Linked DNA regions of Homo sapiens: region 1 is linked to region 2. Evidence: chromatin contacts called from ENCODE Hi-C or POLR2A ChIA-PET data. All regions are on one chromosome and are shown on one strand. Each heading gives the region's core, a stretch centred on a gene start or an enhancer-like site at or near the end of the contact. The rest is flanking DNA. Distances are from core to core; before and after follow the strand shown.

The links. A loop is a pair of places that touch in the nucleus more often than their neighbours do. ChIA-PET counts read pairs that join two places held with the same protein, here RNA polymerase II (POLR2A). Pooled maps may share reads with other maps.
Region 1: a pooled map shows a loop between it and region 2 (2.7-fold over the local background). The contact joins two enhancer-like sites. A Hi-C loop is called at or near these places in 2 of 50 pooled maps. POLR2A ChIA-PET finds 5 or more read pairs at or near these places in 5 of 52 experiments (B cell, H1, activated T-cell and 1 more).

Annotation. Positions count from the first base shown.
Region 1 is chr11:118,714,087-118,718,312 of GRCh38, reverse strand. All of the region lies in intron 2 of LOC124902766 (endogenous retrovirus group K member 7 Env polyprotein-like), which reads left to right. Among named protein-coding and RNA genes, the nearest start is that of TREH, 37 kb to the right of the region's middle. RefSeq lists enhancers at 298-1,103, 1,104-1,911, 1,912-2,717. Within about 2 kb of position 2,403, at least 6 of the 41 ENCODE cell types and tissues checked have a DNase peak (open chromatin) inside an H3K27ac peak, as active enhancers do.
Region 2 is chr11:118,818,912-118,823,002 of GRCh38, reverse strand. It overlaps the pseudogene COX7CP3. Among named protein-coding and RNA genes, the nearest start is that of DDX6, 30 kb to the right of the region's middle. RefSeq lists an enhancer at 1,863-1,942. Within about 2 kb of position 2,467, at least 22 of the 41 ENCODE cell types and tissues checked have a DNase peak (open chromatin) inside an H3K27ac peak, as active enhancers do.

The sequences.
Region 1 (4,226 bases), core at 1,154-3,653, 100 kb after region 2:
GCCAAGCAGGTTTTCAGGCTCTTAGTATTCAGTGAAACCTTTATATCCCTTACTGTCCTGTGTCTTCAGGAAAAGTAGAACGGACTAAAGGTCTTTTAAAAACACACCTCACCAAGCTCAGCCACCAACTTAAAAAGGACTGGACAATACTTTTACCACTTTCCCTTCTCAGAAGTCAGACATGTCCTCAGAATGCTACAAGGTACAGCCCATTTGAGCTCCTGTATAGATGCTCCTTTTTATTAGGCCCCAGTCTCATTCCAGACATCAGACCAACTTCCACCGTGCCCCCAAAAAAACTTGTCATCCCTACTATCTTCTGTCTAGTCATACTCCTATTCACCGTTCTCAACTACTCATACATGCTCTGCTCTTGTTTACACTGCCGGTTTACACTGTTTCTCTAAGCCATCACAGCTGATATCTCCTGGTGCTATCCCCAAACTGCCACTCTTACCTCTTGAAGTAAATAAATAATCTTTGCTGGCAGGACTATGCTGAATCTCCTTAGGCACTCTCTAATCAGATGTCCTGAGTCGTCCCAATTCTTAGACCTTTTATACCTGTTTTTCTCCTTCTCTTATTCCATTTAGTTTTTCAATTCATACAAAACTGTATCCAGGCCATCACCAATAATTCTAAATGACAAATGTTTCTTCTAACAACCCCACAATATCACCCCTTACCACAAAATCTTCCTTCAGCTTAATCTCTCCCACTCTAGGTTCCCACGCCACCCCTAATCCCGCTCGAAGCAGCCCTGAGAAACATCCCCCATTATCTCTCCATACCATCCCCCAAAATTTTCGCCATCCCAACACTTTACCACTATTTCATTTTATTTTTCTTATTAATATAAGAAGACAGGAATGTCAGCCCTCTGGGCCCAAGCTAAGCCATCATATCCCCTGTGACCTGCACGTACACATCCAGATGGCTGGTTGCTGCCTTAACTGATGACAATCCACCACAAAAGAAGTGAAAATGGCCCGTTCCTGCCTTAACTGATGACATTGTCTTGTGAAATTCCTTCTCCTGGCTCATCCTGGCTCAAAAGCTCCCCCACTGAGCACCTTGTGACCCCCACTCCTGCCTGCCAGAGAACAACCCCCTTTGACTGTAATTTTCCTTTATCTACCCAAATCTTATAAAATGGCCCCACCCCTATCTCTCTTCACTGACTCTCTTTTTGGACTCAGCCTGCCTGCACCCAAGTGATTAAAAGCTTTATTGCTCACACAAAGCCTGTTTGGTGGTCTCTTTACACGGACGTGCATGAAAGTGGCCGGGCACAGTGGCTCAGGCCTGTAATCCCAGCACTTTGGGAGGCCGAGGCAGCTGGATCACAAAGTCAGGAGTTTGAGACTAGCCTGACCAACATGGTGAAACCCTGTCTCTACTAAAAATACAAAAATTAGCCGAGTGTGGTGGCATGCACCTGTAATCCCAGCTACTCAGGAAGCTGAGGCAGGAGAATCGCTTGAACCTGGGAGGCGGAGGTTGCAGTGAGCCAAGATCACGCTATTGCACTCCAGCCTGGGTGACAGAGAGAGACGCCATCTCAAAAAATAAAAATAAAAAGTAAAGGGGAAAAAGCAGGCAGGAGGGGAAAGGGAACATTAAAAAAAAAAAAAAGAGGGAGGATATGGTCACTTTGTTTTGCGGCTTTGTTTAAGCTCACTGAATCCACATGTTGCACAGGAAAAAAAGGGAGTAGAAGGCCGGGCACGGTGGCTCACGCCTGTAATCCCAGCACTTTGGGAGGCCGAGGTGGGAGGATCACCTGAGGTCAGGAGTTTGAGACCAGCCTGGCCAACAAGGCGAAACCCCATCTCTAATAAAAATACAAAAATTAGCCAGGCGTGGTGATGCACGCCTGTAATCCCAGCTACTGGGGAGGCTGAGGCAGGAGAATCGCTTGAACCCGGGAGGCAGAAGTTGCAGTGAGCCAAGATCACACCACTGCACTCCAGCCTGGGTGACAGAACAAGACTCCGTCTCAAAAAAAGAAAAAAAAAAAAGGGGGTGGGGGCGGGGGGTAAAAGGAACAGTCAATTCTGTATTCATCTCACATGGTAAATTGGCACTTTACATAAGACAAAATAAACAGAGTACAGGAAACAGTCAAATATGCATTTATCTTGGAGTGGGTGGGGACGATGATTTCTAGTCTCCTCTTGTCCCTTACCTACCCTCATCCCCCGCCTGCAAAGATAAGCTGTTAATTTACATTGTCAGGGTGAAGGAGGCCACCTGTGGCCTTCCATCTGCAGCTATCAGTTTAGAAACAAAAGGAAAGGCACTTGTTCCCGCCCCCTCCCGTGACTCAGCTTCCACACTTAACTTTTCCTTTTTGGCATAGTGAATTTGGGCTCCCAAGATTTTATTCTTCCTTTCACACTTTCTGGCTTATCAAGTTGCTCATTTACTTCTCAAGGTCAGCTAGGTGCCTGGAATTTCCCTTGAAGGAAGGAACTCAAGGTTTTTGTTTTATTTCCATGCTGGGGTGGTCGGGGGAGCAGCCACAGGCCTCTAAGGAGGAATCCTGCTCTGTCTCAATCACAGGGTCTCTGCTAAGAGAATGCAGCCTTCTAACATGCTGCTAGACACAGGCAGGATGAAACACTCCAGTCTGGTGGAACAAAACCTAAATCAAGCTTGTCCAACCCACAGCCCACAGAGTGCATGTGTCCCGAGACAGCCTTGAATGCGGCCCAATGCAAATTCTCAAACTTTCTTAAAACATCATGAGATTTTTTTGTGATTTTTTTTTTTTTTTTAGCTCATCAGCTATCGTTAGTGTATTTTATGTGCAGCCCAAGGCAATTCTTCTTCCAGAGCAGCCCAGGGAAGCCAAAAGATGGGGCAACCCTGAAAATCAAGTCACTGCAGTGTGGTTTCACAACCTTTTACACAGGCCTCAGAGCTAAGCTAGTGCAGGGATCCAGGGCCTGTGGCCTGAGACAGGCCAGGCCCCTTTGGGAAGGACCCTGCAATGTGCCACAGGTAACCTGTGACTCTTCCCCACGCCCTCACCCTCCCACCCCATATGCACAGAGGGATCTGCAGCCATTCCCCAGGGTAACGGGGGCAGTCACTGTGTGCAGGGGCAGATGTGGGTTTGGGGGCTGTAAATAAAAAATAAAATTCTAAGGCCCCCCTAATCATCTGAATGGACCCCTCCTCTTGGCCAAAGACATTCCAAAGTTAACCTGAAAAACTAGTTCAGGCCATGATAGAAAAGGAGGTTGGACATGCCTCATTATCCCTCCAGCATCAACATCAACACAAACCTTACCTCTGATAAGAAACATTTACAATCTATTCTCTCTGAAGCCTGCTACATGGAGGCTTCATTTACATGATAAAACCTTGATCTCCACATCCACTTATCATAACCCAGACATTCCTTTTTTACTGATAACTGTTTTTTTTTTTTTTTTTTTTTTTTTTTTTGGAGACAGAGTTTTGCTGTTGTTGCCCAGGCTGGAGTGCAATGGTGTGATCTCGGCTCACCACAACCTCTGCCTCCTGGGTTCAAGCGATTCTTCTGCCTCAGCCTCCTGAGTAGCTGGGATTACAGGCATGTGTCACCATGCCCGGCTAATTTTGTATTTTTAGTAGAGACAGGGTTTCTCCATGTTGGTCAGGCTGGTCTTGGACTCCTGACCTCAGGTGATCCGCCCACTTCAGCTGTATTCTGACCACCCTGGGCACATGTCATCAGGGCCTCCTGAGACTGTGCCATGGGCCCTGCTTAACCTTTGCAAAATAAACTTTTTTTTTTTTTTCAGACGAAGTCTTGCTCTGTCACCAGGCTGGAGTGCAGTGGTGTGATCTCAGCTCACTGCAACCTCTGCCTCCTGGGTTCAAGCAATTCTCCTGCCTCAGCCTCCTGAGAAGCTGGGACTACAGGCACGCACCACCACGCCCAGTTTATTTTTTGTATTTTTAGTAGAGACGAGGTTTCACCATGTTGGCCAGGATGGTCTCAATCTCTTGACCTTGTAATCTGCCCACCTCGGCCTCCCAAAGTGCTGGGATTACAGGCGTGAGCCACCACGCCCAGCAGCAAAATAAACTTTCAAAATCGATTGAGACCTGTCTCAGATACTTTTGGGTTCACAAGGCCCTGAGACTAATACAATTTGAGGTACCATTTTTTAATAAAATAACCCAAAATGACAAATAAACAGTTGTAAATAAAGCAAATACTATTTATTTAT
Region 2 (4,091 bases), core at 1,218-3,717:
CTTCCCAACTCTTAACACATGGGAGTAATTCACTCAGAACATAAAGAAAGGAGCTTTCTAAATAATGAGAATATTTAAAAATATATAGACATCTGAAAAGGGACTTTTCTTCAGAAAGTGTAGAGATGAACAAATGGGGTCAGAGGAAATCTACCACCTCTGACAGGAATATTAGCCCTCTCTGACCTGCTCCAGCAGCCAGAAAAGTTGACAAATGTAGCCCTTCCTGGGCAAAGCACTTGAGAATTTCTGTATTTAAAAATCTCCAATTCTGGCTGGGCACGGTGGCTCACACCTGTAATCCCAGCACTTTGGGAGGCCAAGACAGGAAGATTACTTGTGTCCAGGAATTCAAGACCAGTCTGGACAACATGGCAAAGCCCTGTCTCTACAAAATATAAAAATATTAGCCGAGCATACTGGTGCATACCTGTGGTCCCAGCTACTCAGGAGGCTGAGGTAGGAGGATCGCTTGAGCCCAGGAGGTTGATGCTACAGTGAGCTGTGACTGTGCCACAGCACTCAGTCTGGGCAGCAGTGAGACCTTGTCACACACACACACACACACACACACACACACACACACACACAAACACAAAAAAACCCCTCTGAGTTCAAGTTCCCCATGTCTTACATATAATCTTGAATATCAGCTCCTCAGGATGATGATAAAGATCTAAGCGGTCTTGTATTTGGAAAAGACAAGAGAAGGAGGGGCCACTGTAAACGGGGAATGAGAAGCCATTATCTATTTATGTCCAAGGCTAAATTGATTGACTGATTTTTCATGTCATGAGTTTATTCACAAACATATCTAGTATGCTACATGAGTTCAAGAGTTTGATCCATTTTTCAAAGGGATTGCATCTCTTGAAACACTCTTCATGTCTGTTCAATGGATAAACTAAAACATTCTTATTTCTTAAGCAGTTGGTGTTTTACTTTAAAGAAGGGTGCCGCAGATCCCGATCCCAGTACAAAGTCATCATAATTAGTAACTGCCACGTGTTTTTCATTGAAAATGGCAAATTCTTCCCTGGGCCCTCCGCATAGTGGCTCCTGCAGACCACAGATGTTGTCAACCATCTAATGCTCCGTCCCCACATGGAGCTCTTGGAAGCTCCACCAAAGTTGCAGAGACCCAAGCCAGAAGCAATGGCGGCACCAAACCCACTTGTTCATACCAAGTCCTCCTTTGCTCAGGACCTTGTTCCCCTGTGTCTGAAAGAGTAAATGTAAACGGTATTAACACAGGTATGGGGTAGATATGAACAAGGACTAGCCAACTTTCAGGAGTTTGAACTTCTACACAGACAATTGTAAAGATCTATGTAGGACTCCTCAGTTATTTTGTAGGAAGAAATTGATAATTCCTTGATAATTGATAATGCCTTTTTTTTTTTTTGAGATGGAGTCCCACTCTGTTGCCCAGGCTGGAGGGCAGTGGCACGATCTCGGCTCCCTGCAACCTCTGCCTCCTGGGTTCAAGCAATTCTCCTGCCTCAGCCTCCCGAGTAGCTGGGAATACAGGTGCGTGCCACCACACCCGGCTAATTTTTTGTATTTTTAGTAGAGACGGAGTTTCACCACGTTGGCCAGGCTGGTCTTGAACTCCTGACCTTGGATGATTCACCTGCCTCAGCCTCCTAAAGGGCTGGGGTTACAGGCATGAGCCACTGCGCCTGGCCAATATCCTCTATCTTTAATAAGCATGTCCAAGCAAGAATGGGATGGCTAACTAATCTGAATTCCAGCCAGTCCATGGAAGGTGATGTAAGGTGAAAAAATATGATTTCACAGGGCCAGGCATCATCACATCACCGAGCTACTTGTGAATTAGATAAGCCTATTCGCATGAGGGGACTCTGAGCATGAGTGGGAATCCCACAAAAGTCAAGCTACAAGGTTGAAGGTAGAGGGGGAATACCAAACCGGAACCTGACATTTCATACTGCTTCCCTGACAGGTCCTTTCAAAGAAACAAGAACTGAAATGCAGGCTTAACTGGCATGCAAAACAGGCAGCTATTTCAGTCTGAATCATGAGCAGGGGCCACAGTGGGCTATCTGAAACTGAGGGGCAAAGGAAATCTGCACACCAAGGCCTGAGCTGCTTATGACAAATAATTGAAACTGTCCAGGCAACTGGTCCATTCCAAGCATTAGCTGTGCTGGGAGCTGAGCCATGAAGCAGAATTTTAGATTTTCTTTCTTGCTAGAGCCGTGCAACAATGATCCTTCCCCTCCACCCCTCCCCTCTTCCCCAATATTCCTGCATTCCCCTTGCCTGTCACAGGACTGCGGGGCAGTGGCCTCTTAGCATGGCTTTCCTTTGACTGCGGTGTTGCCACGTCACCTGGTGCTCGGCCCCTCCCCCGCCCTGGCACAGGGTCATAACAGCCTGCAGTGTTGCCAAGGAGCTGGCACCGTCCAGACCCAGTGCACAGGGATGGGCCTGAGATGGCCGGCCACGTCATCTGTCACCCAGGGTGTTTATGCACCCTGCAGTCCAGCAATGCCAGGATCTGCCAAGAATCTTCAGGTTTATTATGCTTTCTTTGGCCTTCAAGAACTGGATGGCTGGCCAGGCGCGGTGGCTCATGCCTGTAATCGCAGCACTTTGGGAGGCCGAGATGGGTGGATCACAAGTTCAGGAGTTTGAGACCAGCCTGGCCAATATAGTGAAACCCTGTCTCTACTAAAAAAACCACAAAAATTAGCCGGGTGTGGTAGTGGGCGCCTGTAGTCCCAGCTACTCAGGAGACTGAGGCAGGAGAATCGCTTGAACCCAGGAGGCGGAGGTTGCAGTGAGCTGAGATCGCGCCATTCTACTCCAGCCTGGGCAACAGAGTGAGACTCCATCTCAAAATAAAATAAAATAAATAAATAAAATAAAAAGCCTGGATGGCTATCATTAAAACAAGTCACAGAAAGCTCTGATGGAAATAATTTTCAGACTTCCCTCTTGAAATATACCTTTTCTGCCTTTTTCCTGCCAATTCATTTTCCTCTCTCCCTCATCTCCCCTTCTGAAAAGGCTTCCTTCACCCTAAGACCTACTCACGCAGGCTCCTAGTCCTCTGTTCCGTACATCAGAAAGGAAGTTTTCTTTCAAGGCCCAGCCGCCTCCTAATCAGGGAAGCTGAAGGAGTGCTTAGAGAAGGTAAATACATTGTGATATTATCTTAAGTTATATAAATGTCTTCGGTACCTAGTCGGCACCAAATGTATTTAGCTTAATTGAAATCAGATGCAAAAATACATGTCCTTGAGAGCCAAAGAAAATTTAATTTTTAAATTATTTATGCACACATAATTCTTAAAATCTCAGGCTCTAGACAGACCTAAGTTTAAATTGAGGCTTTAACAATTACTGGTTGTGACCTTTAACAACTCACCTCATTTCTCTGAACTGCCTCATTTATAAAATGAAGATTATAATAACAAGCCCCTTAGGGCTTTGAGAGGATTAAATGTGATACTCTATGTAAATGAGCCATTTATTCACACTTGTAAACAGTTAAGCCACATGCATCATTCTGAGTGTGTGTACATATTCTTTCATAAATTATCTCTTTTTTTTTTTTTTTTTTGAGACAGGGTCTCGCTCTGTCGCCCAGGCTAATCACAGCTTACTGTAGCCTTGACTTCTCAGGCTCAAGAAATCATCCCGCTTCAGCCTCATGAATAGCTGGGAAGTGCAGGTGCATGACACCATGCATGGCTAAATTTTTTATTTTTAATGGAAATGAGGTCTCACCATGTTGCCCAGGCTGGTCTCAAACTCCTGGCCTCAAGTGATCCTCCCAACTCGGCCTCCCAAAGTGCTGGGATTACAGGCTTGAGCCACCGTGCTTGGCCTATGTCTACTGTTTGACCAGGATCTCTATAAGGGCAGTGCCAGGCTGACTGTCTGAGGGAGTGGGGTTGTCCAGCCTATTGATCCTCCATGTATAATCCCAAGAGAGCTCCAATATAGTCTCATGGTATTTGGGGTAGACTCAGGAGAAAGGCCTGGATCATTGAATTTGAGACACAGCATAATGAACCAACTATGCTACATCAGGTCATGATAGATAGTTGCTAAGTTTT